2 separate regions of the Homo sapiens genome follow, and region 2 is linked to region 1. Evidence: read pairs that join two places in POLR2A ChIA-PET (ENCODE). Cell type or tissue: OCI-LY7. All regions are shown on one strand. Each heading gives the region's core, and the rest is flanking DNA. Links, peaks and the distances in the headings are about the cores only.

Evidence for each region. ChIA-PET counts read pairs that join two places held together with the same protein. Peaks named below come from ENCODE experiments on the same cell type or tissue, not always from the same donor. Only the 100,000 strongest peaks of a DNase experiment are listed, where the experiment ranks them.
Region 2: POLR2A ChIA-PET joins it to region 1 with 5 read pairs; 2 of 35 experiments call an interaction of 5 or more read pairs at or near these places.

The regions. Positions count from the first base shown.
Region 1 is chr2:221,579,371-221,586,133 of GRCh38, reverse strand. No RefSeq gene overlaps it. Among named protein-coding and RNA genes, the nearest start is that of EPHA4, 10 kb to the right of the region's middle. In OCI-LY7, for the core only: no CTCF peak of the experiment used is centred there; no DNase peak of the experiment used is centred there.
Region 2 is chr2:221,133,938-221,140,700 of GRCh38, reverse strand. No RefSeq gene overlaps it. Among named protein-coding and RNA genes, the nearest start is that of EPHA4, 430 kb to the left of the region's middle. In OCI-LY7, for the core only: no CTCF peak of the experiment used is centred there; a DNase peak (open chromatin) is centred at 3,100.

The DNA.
Region 1 (6,763 bases), core at 989-5,988:
TGTTATTTTATTAGAGTTGAAAGGGACAATCAAGATGATCTAGATTAGAACATTAGGCTTAAAGAGATGCATCTACTTGTCCAACATCAAACAATACAGAATCTAGGGCTCTTGCCTTCTAATGTGGTATTCCTTTCATTATTTAACATGCTTTTGTAGTACCCTGAGCTAACTTGTTTGATTTCCATGTTCTGCTTTGTTATATTTTAAGCATAATACACTTTCTGTTAATTAAGATTGTATTGTCTTTGGAAGAGAGCAATTTTGACTGATGTCTGTATTTCAATGTAAATTTCAGATGTGAAAAGATGTGAAAAGAAGCTGTGGCTCACGCTGATAGCCAGGCAAAGAGACAGCTTGCACACATGTACACACATACACCCATGCATTCTGCAACAGGTAAAGTCTAACATAAAATACTAAATATAAAAACAAATTAATCTCTGAAAGAGACAGTGCATGGGAAGGAGATGATTCCCGATGGACTAACATTGCAGCCGTCTCTGGTAAGACTAATAACAATGTTGAGAAGATGGAACCTTTTTACACTGTTGGTGGGAATATAAATTAGTATAGCCATTATAGAAAACCGTATGGAAGTTCCTCACAAACTGCAATTAGAATTACCATGTTATCCAGAAATCCCACTTCTGGGTATTTATCCAAAAGGTTTGAAATCAGTATGTCTGCACTCCTATCTTCATTGCAACATTATTCACAATACCCAAGTTATGGAATCAACCTAAGTGTCCATCAATAGATGAATGGATAAAGAAAATGTGGCATGTATTCAGAATGAAATACTATTCAGCCCTTAAAAAGAAGGAAATTCTGTCATTTGCAACATTGTGGGTGGAATTGGAGAACATTATGCTAAGTAAAATAAGCCAGGCACAGAAAAACAAATACTGAATATTTTCATTCATAGGTGGAATCTAAAACAATCAAACTCATAGAAGCAAAGGGTAGCATGATGGTTACAGAGCCTGGGGGGTGGAGAGAATGAGAAAATGTTGAGACCAGGCGCGGTGGCTCACGCCTGTAATCACAGCACTTTAGGAGGCCAAGGCAGGTGGATCACTTGAGGCCAGGAGATCGAGACCAGCCTGGCCAACATGGTAAAACCCCGTCTCTACTAAAAATACAAAAATTAGCCAGGTGTGGTAGTGTGTGCCTGAGATCCCAGCTACTCTGGAGGTTGAGGCAGGGGAATCGCTTGAACCTGGGAGCCAGAGGTTGCAGTGATCTAAGATCGTGCCACTGCACTCCAGCCTGGGTGACAGAGCAAGACTCTGTATCAAAAAAAAAAAAAGAAAAGAAAGTGCTTGACAAAGGGTACAAAATCTCAGTTAGACAGGAGGAATAAGTGTTTTCTTTAATTGATTGCATAGCATGGTTAATATAATTAATAATAATGTATTGCACATTTTGAAATTACGACAAGAGTAAATTTCAAATGTTTTCATCCCAAAAAATGATAAGCATTTGAGCTGATAGATATGTTAATTAACTTAACTTAATTATTCCACATTGTATTCATAAGTCATAACATCACTTTGTACCCCATAAATATATACAATTATAAATTGTCAATTTATAATAAAAGAACAAAGAAAAAAGACTAATGACAAATGGGAACAGTACTCTTCAGTAGAAAAGTACTTGTGAGACTCTTTTAAAAAACTTTCAATTATATTAAATAATAAAAATGTATGGTTCTTTTTTTTAACGATTTACTGTAATTACCTGTGACTTCACCCATTGAATCACAAATTAAGGTGCAAAAATATTAACAGCAACCAATTATTTTGTGTCAAGCACTCTGTTTATGACTTTATATAGAGTGTCTCACTTAGTTCTTAAAACAGTCCTGAGTTAGTCACTATTGTTAGCCCCATTTTAGAGATGAAGAAACTGAAACTCTCATGTAGACATACATTTCCCTCCTAGAATGTAATAAAAGTAAAGAGAATTACTGTGTGCGAGATGAGAAGCAGAGAACATGAGAGCTGAGAAGAGCTGAATTCAAATGATCAATGAGGGTCTTCCAAATGATTGCCTCCCCTATTTTGGCCTTAAAGCACTGAAATCAAATGTGAGTCTCAATAAAGTTACAAATCACATGTCATGGGCAATCAAGGCTACTCTCAAATGGTCAAAACCGCCAACATTACATCTGTGTGTGAGTCTTCTATGCCATATCCAAGAAGAAATCAATTTTTAGATAATGCTTAATTCTGAGAATATTTTTAAAGTTCAGCCAATTTTAAATTATCTTTGATTCCTGGAAAAAGTGAGAACAAAGGTAAAAATGGAATAGCCCTAGCTTCTCTAAACCTCATTTTAACCACCAATTGGCTATTCAAAACCATCAAACTTTTAAGCACAGTTGCTAACAATCAGCTAAGCTATTTGTGTTTGTTTGGGGATTTATGCCTTTCCTCTCTTTGTTGGGGGCAAATAACCAGCTAGAAGCAGCAGCAAATGTCTGCAGCTTTGGAAAACAGTCCTCAAGCTCCTGAAACCCAAAGTTGACTGCAGAGACAATAGGAAATGTAATGAGATATCCTGTTTACAGAAGTGGGCACATTTGTCCAATATGATATAACACAAGTCCATTCACTTTCGTGTGGCAGCAAGCAAGTAACTTCATGAAAATCTAAATTTGTTCCTTCAATGGCTATAATGATTGGACCCCATAAAGAAAGTCAATGCAAATTCTATGTGAGCACAGAAAAAAAGTAAACCTCCCAAAGTTTTGGGAAATTTTTCACCATCAGCTACTTTAATTTTATTTCATGGATTAGTTACAGACTAATCATTTATGAAAATATATATAGGGAAATATCCCTCTATACTGTATACATTCAGAAACTTATTTTTATGATTATTATTTCCCAAATGAAATACACTGAACATACATTGAAAAAAAATATATGTATTCCACGGTAAAGAAAGAATTAAAGAGAAATTTAATAATATGGATTTAAAAAAGAAAATCAATAACTTATCTTGAGGCTTAAAGAGGCAATTGTATACAGGTGCTGACTTTAATTAAGTCTATTTTTTCTTTAATAACCAACATCCTTCCCCCTCCTTTATATAAATTGCTTTTATTCTGAGTTAGAAGCTAAGAAGTATTACTTAGCAGGCATATTCTTTGGAAATAATGAACCTCTGTGGCTTGCAGAGTATTTCTGGGTTTGTGTGAGTTTGTGCCTGTGTGTGCACATGTGTGATATTTGTACAGATAATCTCCGGGTACACTTTGTATTGAAATACACCAAACCAACCCAAATTGAATTCTAAAGACCAATATTATTCTTGGCTTTATCTTACTAAAGAAGACAACTTACTAAAAGCCAATATCTATCCATAACCAAGTATAATTTATTGGGAGTTTCCAGAGCTTTAAAATACTAATTCCGAGTACTATTTCATTTATTCTCAACAATTTCATCATTTTGAAAATTAATCAACCGTCAAAAAAGTTGAACACTAAATGATACTAGATTTAAATTCTGCATGTGTTTTATCAGAATACGAATAGCAAAACATATTACAGAATTATAAATATGTAAATTATCTTTGAAAAAGAATCTGTGTAAACTGAGTAATCAATAATATGGCTTTAATTTTAAATGTTAAAAGCTTTATCTTTGCCACACTTCAGTCGTGTGTGTGTGTGTGTGTGTGTGCACATAATTTCCCAGCCTTCTTGCCTTCTTTGCATTTCATAGCCTTTTCTATTTTTATACTAAGTATTAAAAAGAAGCACTGTTTTTAGAGATTATGTTCAGAAAAAAAATCACAAAATTATTTTCTTGGTAATTATTAGCTTTATGCTTAACAAGTTTAAGGCATTGGTGAATCAAACATTTGCCAAACATTCCCCATGGATTTGCCAAGCATCTGTGTTAACATCTCAAATAAGCTCCAGGGTTATAAAGTTATTTGCTCAGGTTTATTGGTTATACTCTTGCCCCTGAATAACTACTGCTGCTTGCCTTTTGCCTTGCTAGATGAGAAACTCAATTGTTGTAAGAGACAGACGGCAAAACAGACAATTTATATAGGTAGATAAACCATAATATTCAAATTTATATCATTCACAGTTTTTACTTTCATACCTTCTTATCTCCAATAAAAGAAACCCAGAAATAGAAACACAAGAAAAGTAAAACTTGAGTATGGCTAATGTAAAAAGTTCATTTTAGTATATTATTATCTTATAACGTATTACATATTTCAGGTGACATGTGCCTTAATTGAGACAGAAGCAAATATATTTTATTTCTAATGACAAGGTGAAAATAATCTCTTTATTTTTAGAGAATATCAGGTTGCTGGTAGTTTTAGTGAAAAAACTTGGAACATTTTGTATAAAGATCCTGTAACTTTAGCTGATCAGGAATATGAAGTCAAATTTAAGAGACTCTATAATCAGAATGCAGATGGCACCAACTAAAAACAAAGTAATAAAAATAAGGCCTATGCCTCAATTCAGGCTCTTTTTCTAGAGATCAAAACCTAATTTGTATTAATGACCTATCTGACTTTTCAGGGAAGTAATGCACTGTTACAAATAGAAAGGTCTTAAAAGTGTGGCTTCGTATTATAAGATGCAACCTCCCTTCAATATTAAGACATTAAATTATACAGGGTGAAACCTGTACAAAGTAATAAGCAGAACATTCCTCCTGCTTCTCTCCAATTAGCAAAAACAAATGTTCCCAAGTAATTTTAGGAAGAGATGTTAGTACTTACAGGTCAGCTAAGAGTCAGTCAATCCAAGAAAGGGAAATCTAGACACATCGGATCACTCACATTAGGATAGAAACTAGGGCTATTCTTGGGCTCCAACCCCTGTTAAAGTACAGCAAGGGTGCTTTATTCTTTGCCTCAACAAGTCTTGGAATGGTTGACTTCCAGGATGATTTTACATTACACTGGTGCTAGGCTGCAGATGTGGGGGTTTGGTATATGTGTTTGCATTTTTGTGTGTGTTTGAGAAAGCAGTTTCTGAAGGAGCTATACACCAAAAACCTCCCACTAATAGTCTCCCACCCCCAGCGTTTGAAGAATCCCTTGTGTTTCTGCCACCCCTCGCTTTTTCCATCTAAATGTGGTGCTGGGCCTCAGGAGGTCTTGGCACACAAAGATTCTATCCAAGGCTGTCACTTGACTGACAGCAAAAAGGTTGCAGGAAAATGGACAGTGGTGTGTAGGTGGACATGGAAAAAGCAAAGAACTGAGCAGATTAAGTCAGAATACAGCAAGAGGAAGGTTCTAAATCACAGATTATTCCAGACTTAGAGCTAGCCCACAGTGATTGTTAACCATGTGAGGTACTTATGTATAAGAGCTTTAAAGCCAGCTAATCTTATTCTTAATCTAAATCAGGTTTTTAAAACAAGTACCCTAGTTTATAAATAGATGGCTATCTATTACACATACATACACATATTGTAAAGTGCCAAAAGAAGTGTATTGCTAAAGAAAGCTAGAGGTGGGAAGACCCAAAGCACCCTGAAGATCCTCACTACTTTTGCAATTCATTATGATTTCTACCTGTGCAATGATTTCTGCATTGCAAATTTAGTTCACTCAGTATCTTAACCAGGGTGATCCGTAAATAATACGGACACAACTAGGCATTTATCAGAGTATTTTAAATTGCAACAATCCGAATGAAAACTATACAAGTTTCAGATGAGAACATAATGAGACACGAAGGAAATGGGGCCAGCTTTCCTGAGCTGCAGCAAACTGACCATTTAATGGAACAGAGTTGATTAATTTTCTGCCAATGTTCAATCACCTCTGATGGGTGTCTAATGTAATATAAATAGGCAAGTTGAAGTTGCAGCTGTGGGACCTTACTCTTAAAGTATGTTGGAATCGCTCTCATAATCACCTGGGTATGTTTTGGTTCCAATTTATTTTAAATCAGAGCTGTAGGAGAGAAAGGGGATAGAGATGAAAAGGGTGGTTCTATACATGTTAATCCTGAATGTCAAAGAGAAGCATTAAATTTCAGGAGATAAATCCTGTAATAGTTATCATGTACAAAGAAAGACTTATACTAACCTGGGACAACATAACCTCCAATTCAGCCAGAGATGGCTAAGGGTGTTCTCTCTTAAAAAGCTACTTTTAAACTGGACGCAGTGGCTCACGCCTGTAATCCCAGCACTTTGGGAGGCCGAGGAAGGCAGATCACCTGAAGTCAGGAGTTTGGGACCAGCCTGGCCAACATGGTGAAACCCTGTCTTTACTAAAAATACAAAAATTAGCTGGGCATAGTGGCAGGTGCCTGTAATCCCAGCTACTCGGGAGGCTGTGGCAGGTGCCTGTAATCCCAGCTACTCGGGAGGCTGTGGCAGGTGCCTGTAATCCCAGCTACTCGGAAGGTTGAGGCAGGAAAATTGCTTGAACCTGGGAGGCGCAGGTTGCAGTGAGCTGAGATCGCATCAGTGCACTCCAGCCTGAGGAACAAGAGCGATACTTCATCTCAAAAAAAAAAAAAAAAAAAGCTACTTTTATATAGAGCCACAGATTTAAATAATCAATGGTGTAGAAATATCATCCTCTATATTTTAATGCCTTATTTTTAACTCCTTCTTCTGCAAAAGAAAAACCTGGGGTGCGTATACATACGGAGTTGAATATGAAGAAAAACAAATGGTTGAATTGAGATACCTTAAATGTCAGTTTGAGTCAAATGATCCGTTACTAACTGAATTTCTTTTTACCTTCTTAC
Region 2 (6,763 bases), core at 541-5,540, 440 kb after region 1:
AACGTTGGCCTCTGCTTTCCTCTTACTGTAGTTAGTTAGAACAATTCCGCCATTCACAGTGAGAGATGAAGTCTAAACCTTCTCACTCCTCTCCTAATCTCTCATCACCAGATCCTTCTCTCTTCTTTCCAAGTCAAGGAGCAAACTCCCATGCATATGAATGGATTAAGTGATCTATTTTGATTGATGGGAAAGTATTTTTCTAAACTGGGTATAGGGAGATTAAGAAAATTGATAGACATGAATAGTTGGTAGTGACTTATACCTGCATCCTTATTGTTTTCTCCAAAGAATTTGGTTTGATAGTGTGTTGCTGTTGTAGTTTTTCAGGTTCTCTGCCCTTCTACTCTTAATCCTGCTGATACCTGACCCTGACTCATTAGGAAACTGGGGAAGGCCTCCTCTTCAATAATTCACAGTGCATTTGGAGGTCATCTGAAAAGTCTGAGGACATTAAGACACGCCTTTGAATAAGAATTCCTCTGCTGCTTTGAGTGTTGGAGAAGTTTCTAGTCATGTTACTATTTATGATACCAATACTGGTTTGTGTCACGTATTTAGCTACCGTTCTGAAGGAAAGTCAGCTTGCGTTTGCATGTATATTTATATATATATATTCTCAATATAACATCAAGTAGTGTAGGAACTGGAAATCTAACGTGTGGACTCCACATTTCTCATGGCATCTGTGGTGAAGATGCAGATGGAGTTGAGTTTGTAGGCTGTGGTGACCTAAGACCAGTACCTGTTATAATTCAATAATTGTTTTGGAAGTTTTGATCGAGTGATACATTGAGATCAGACTCAGTGGCCAGAGAAAAATCTTATTGCCGTTAGAATCAATTGATCATTTTGTTTATAGGGTGGTCTAGACTGAGGCCAGATAAGTCATTGTCATGGAAAAAGGTTCATCTTTTTTCTTTAAAAAGGAAAAAAAAAACACCACATCTTTTGTATTTCTTCTCTCCTCCTACCTCACCTTTGAGAAAAGGTGACAGTAAGGGAAGAATAGGGAGCACAAACAGGTTAAAAAACAAACTGTTAAACATGACTCTAAAACTGTAACAAATCCATGAAAATGGTGCTTGTCTTTAGGGATTTAATTTTATGCTTTTCGTACCTGATATAAAAATAGTCATTATCTTGTTCCATATATACTTATAGATATGTCTATGTAAGGAATTTTTTAAAAAAACACAAATGGAGGAGCAGGGAGGGGGAACATCTCAAGATATTTTAAATCCACTGAACTTCTTGCTTGGACATTTTTAGATACTTACAAAATTTTTGAACATATTCTTTAAAAATGTATTTATCAACTATTATAAGCCTACATATCTTTTCATTCTTAAGAGATTGGAGCCTATCAAACTAAAGTGGGGTAGAATGATGACTACAATTTTTTTGAAGTATTTTAATTTTAAGTATGGAATGAAAAGAAATATAGGACAAATGTACATGTGCAATTTGCATGAGCAATACATTTCATAATGTGGTTTCGCTAGAATGTAAGCCACATGGTGGTAGGGGTCTTGTCTGTCTCATTCACTGCTGTGCTCCAGTGCTTACCACAGTGTGCGAGTCATAGTAGAAACAATATCAGCTTAAATGAGTGAATACATACACATACACAGCCTTGCAGATGTCAAGGACTAGAAATTATTGGTTTCTATAACTACATTGCCATACTGCCTTATGAATGAAGCATTGCATTCAATTTGATCTTCTACCTAAAAACATAATCTAATATTTGGAAGAGAAGGGTATACATGTACATGTACAGATTTTACCTTAACTTATCTTAATGCTTTTAATTGCTACACTATTTGGCAGAAGAAATGCTATCATTAGCAAACTAATAGAAATTCAGAGATGATAAATAAATCTCCCATTATTGGAAAATAGTTTGAATTGTTTTTTGTCTTGAGGAATACATGCCTTTGGGTCCTTTTGCTCTAGACTGACTTATGGAGGCATATCTTTATTATCAACACAAGCATATTCCAGTAATGTTTATCTTATCAGCAAACTGAAAATCATCCTTTCCTAGGAATAAAATCCCTACACTTTATTTCATGGATATCTTTTATTTGCTAGATATGTAGTAAAATAGAAAAGTTTAGATTTTCTAAAGAGATCTGATTCAATAATGTGACTCTTGGTTCTTAGAGAACCACTGAGTTTTTTAAATCACCATAAGTATATCAATTTCTGTAGAATATGAGACATAAACCTCTAGATCATTTCTATTGATCTATAAGTTTACAGCTTAATTTTCCCTATCTGAAAAGCTAATGGATAAAGAGTTACTGTGATAGTCAAAATGACTGATCATAGCAGATGCCAAGATTCAAACATGATTGGATTACAGCATTTTATGAAACAATCAGAGAGGCCCTGACGATGGAGGGGATAGAGGTTAGATTGTTAAATTTCATCAGCATTTATAAGGGAAAGGTGATGTGAGTCTTGCCTTCTCTACAGGTTCTTGGGAAAGTCACATTAATAAGACTTTCTTTTTCTATCTCAAATCCTGTACATGAAAACTCAATTACCAAAAGTATCATAAGGAGTTCATTTATGAACATGATCCTAGAGAAAATAAGGACATGTCATTTCCCGCTTTAAAAACATCCAATGGCTTCCCATCACGCTTGTGAAAGAATCTACCTCCTTGACAAGAACCACAATTCCTATCAGAGCTGGACAGTGCCTGCTTCTCAATCTTGTTTCCTAAGCACTGCTGCCATTTTATTTGTCTCCTTAACTTTCATGATTCTTTTCACCAGACACTATCTGCCCACAGGTCTCCCGATGAACTAGCTGAAATATTGCCCACACAGAGACCTTCCCTCACCACCCATCTCAAGTAATTCAACTCCTCCCACTAGAATATAAACTCTGTGAGAAGAGATTTTCCATTTATTCTACTGTAATCTTCCTTAGCAGTGGACTGTTACAAAGTAGGTAGATGCCCATCCAATATTTGTTAGATGGCTTTTTAACAAATGTGCTTCTTGTTTATACCTTAATTTAAAAAATTAACCTTGGTGGTTCATCTAAGGGAGCCAGCAGCTGGTGGAAGAGGCGGAATCATCGTGTAGGTGCCTGCCTGCCAAGAGTTTTTTTGCTCTGTCTCAACATTAGAATTTCACTTCCTTTTTTGCCTTTTATACAGTGTTTTGCTTTTCATTGTTTTCTTCTTCTTTAAATAATTTTGTTATTAAAAATATCTGGAGGAGAAAGTTTCAGATATTATGAGTAATATTCAAAGTGTTCCTTCATAAGGATGAGAATAAAGATACCAAAGAGTATGTAGAGCCTGTGAACATTCATGTCAAAAATGCAGAAATAATAATAGGTATTTTGCATTTGTTTGTATGTGCACAAAGAAGCTCTGGAAGAATATGCAAGAAATGAATCGTAGCAGGTACCTGGGAAGTGGGGACAATGGATTAGAAAAAGGGGTAAGAGGGAAATGTTTTATTCTACAACTTACAGATTTTAAAATGTGAAACTAGGAGATGTAATTTTTAATCACCTAACACAAAATGTTAGAGATAAATTTTTTATTAAACAAAGAAACAGTAGTAAAACCTCATCAAACAAAAAATAAAACAGTATGTGTACATAATACAAGGTCAAGCATGATAACTTTTGCTTTCAAAAGCAGATTGAAAATACAGTGACATCCGCATGTAGTCACTAAGTTGAACAGTTGGAGTAGATGTGCAAGTCATTTGTAGTCAAGGCTGAGCTCCTGTACAAAATCCGAAATGTTTTAGAAGTTAGTGAATAAATTTTCTGCCATATTAAATAAGGAACATAAACTACTAAAACTTTCAAGAAGATTAAGGAAACTTATGAATTTCAATTGCTTTACTAATTGAAATTGGTTATTTCTCTTCTCTAAAAACTTTCATATAAGTGTATATTACTTTCACAATAATTACAAAACCCCTCATATTGACTTGTAGTGAACAGGGAGTATGAATTTGAAATGAAGATTCCATTTAGGTGGTGAGCATTGACATTGAAGGAAATATAATGATTTTTAGTAGGATTTTATAATGTGGCCAGCTAACCTCACCAAGACCATCAGACATAATCAAGGTTTTAAAAGTTGATTGACAGTTATGAATTAGTGTACGTAGGGTAAAAATATGAGAGGCACATCTATGCCTATGGTTAAAGATGAATGAACTAATTTTCCTTGGATTACAGGCCTGTGAACCTGCAGCTTTTGCAATGAATAAAAGAATCCTCTATGTAAGCCCTGAGACATTTCTCTGTATTTTCTCCTTGACTCTTTATTATTTCTTTTTCAGGTTAGCTGATTTAATTAAATAATCTTCAAAACATTGGATGTTAAGAAATATACAAAACCTAAGATCCTGAGATTTCCCAATTAAGCATTGATTAAAATTGATGAGTTTGGAGTTTTCTATTAAATCAAAAGCTTCTGGCTTTCAGCAACTCTTTATTTTTTGAGAAACAGCTTTTTCTTTGTGCAACAAAAAGGCTTAGAAAAGCTTCTTTAAAAAAAAAAAAGACTTACAGCTGCTGAGTCTTAAAATAGCCTTTAAGAACAACACTAGAACTAGCAAGGTGTGCAAATACACTGGGCACAAAACCAGAGGAGGCTAGAATCTTCCTCCATTTGGCTCATGCCCTTTACTGGGGTTGCCTCCTGCAAATCAGTACCACTATGGTGTTGTGCCTTTCCTGGAGATTATTATTAAGAGGAGAGGCCATTTCTTTTGTTTCATTTATCCTGTTCTTTAATCCATTTATCCCTGAGTTTGCAATTTTTTGAACTGCAAAATCAGACCTTGGGGATGACCTTGAGCAGTAGGATATAAATAACTCCAACATGCTTAGCATTCCAATAATGGAACACTAGGCATAAATTTAAAGTTTGCATTATTACTGTGTGACCATTTTATATACATTATATGGCATTGATTGACTAAAAGTATAGAAACGTTGAGTTAATAATAAAATATATTTCCTATGGCTATGCTTCTCTAATTGCAGGGAGCTTGATACCTGCTGAGTGCTCCCCTATATGCCAGGCATTGTTCTATGTACTGGACATTCATAGATAAAATACTTTGTCCCTGCTTTCAAGTAATTCATCAGATGGAGTGAAGGAAGAGTATAAAGATTCTTAAAACACGTATTGGTTGCAAAATTTTTAAGGAAGCAACTCTTAGGATTGATCACAGAAATGTGGAAATGATTATGAATAATTATCTTAGTATTAGTTTAAATAATGCTCAGTGTAATATGTATTGAGGCACTATAAAATGTGAGAAAACAAATGCTGATGGAAAATTTCTAAATTTGGTCTGAAAGTGTTGTAAGGATAAGGAATTCTAAGATAAAAACAACTGAAGGATTATGTATATGCTGAGTACCCACTTTGATATTGGTTGCTTTTATAATTCTTTCACTTCTGGGGGTGGTGATTGATAGAGAAAACCTGTTTCTTTTCAGTGTATTCATAGAGCAGAATAATTTCCATAACAGATTGACCACCAAATGTATTATGATTCAATATAATAGAAGTTTATTTCTTGCTCACATAACAAGGCAGATACATAGATAAATAGGTTGGTGAAATTGTTGACCTCTACAAAGGCATTCAGGAACTCAGGATTAGAGAAGTGCAGCCATCTTCACCATGTAGTTTCTAAGGTTACCCTGAGGTTGTCTCTATTCTTTTAGCCAGAAAGAGGGAAATGTGGGCATGGTTAGCAGGAGGTTTCAATGGACCGTACCTGAAAGTGATGCATTTCATTTTTACTCACTTTGCATTGACTAGTTAGTATTTAGTCTGTAGCAATAACTAACTGCAATGAAGCCTGGGAAATGTAGTCTAGCTGTGTGCTCAGGATAAATAAGACGATATAGATTTGAAGGAGTATCCATAAGTCTCTGCCATAAACAATGGGATCAGGGAGCGTGATTGCCCCAGTTAGTTGGTATAATGACCTGGTTATCAATTCGGTTTACACAAGTAGTCTTTAGATATCAAACAGCTCAGAGTAAAATAAGTGACAGTGATGGACAGCCCTAGCTTTATATATTAATGAAGATCTCATTTTAATTTAATTGTGGATTAGTTGTTATTGTGGTTTTCTTTCTGGAAGAGCCACCTGCTAGGACATTCAGCTTTCCAACTGAAATAAGGCTTTTGCTAATGGACAATAAATTGTATTGCTTTCTCTTTGTTTTTTTTTGTTTGTTTTATCTCTGTGAGCTAGTTATCCCTAAAACCTTTCTGGCAATGGATGTGAGTAAATATGAAGCAATTTAAAATCATTCACATTGATGAATTTCAGTGTACATTATCACTTCTATTCTTGTGAAAATTTGGGGGATGGAATGGGTCCAGAACTAGTGGCAAGAGGAACGCACATGAACTTCACATTTTTCAGGCCTTTATTCACCCATTCATCCTGAAAATATGTGTTGAATTCCTTCTATGTGCCAGGCTAATGCAATGGGCATGTTATAATCAATGGACATTGACTATGTGTCAGACTCCATGCTGGGTGGCACACATCTGTTTCCTCTTTTAATCTTCCCCAAATCCTTCTGAGGCAGAAGTTAAAGCCTCTGAAAAATCGAAAAGCCACTGAGATTAAGTCACTTATCCAAGGTCACTTGTTAGAAACAGTAGTAAAACCAGGGTTAGAAACCAAATCTGCATGACTCTAAAGTTATGCTCTTTCCAATATGCCATCCTGACTCCTTA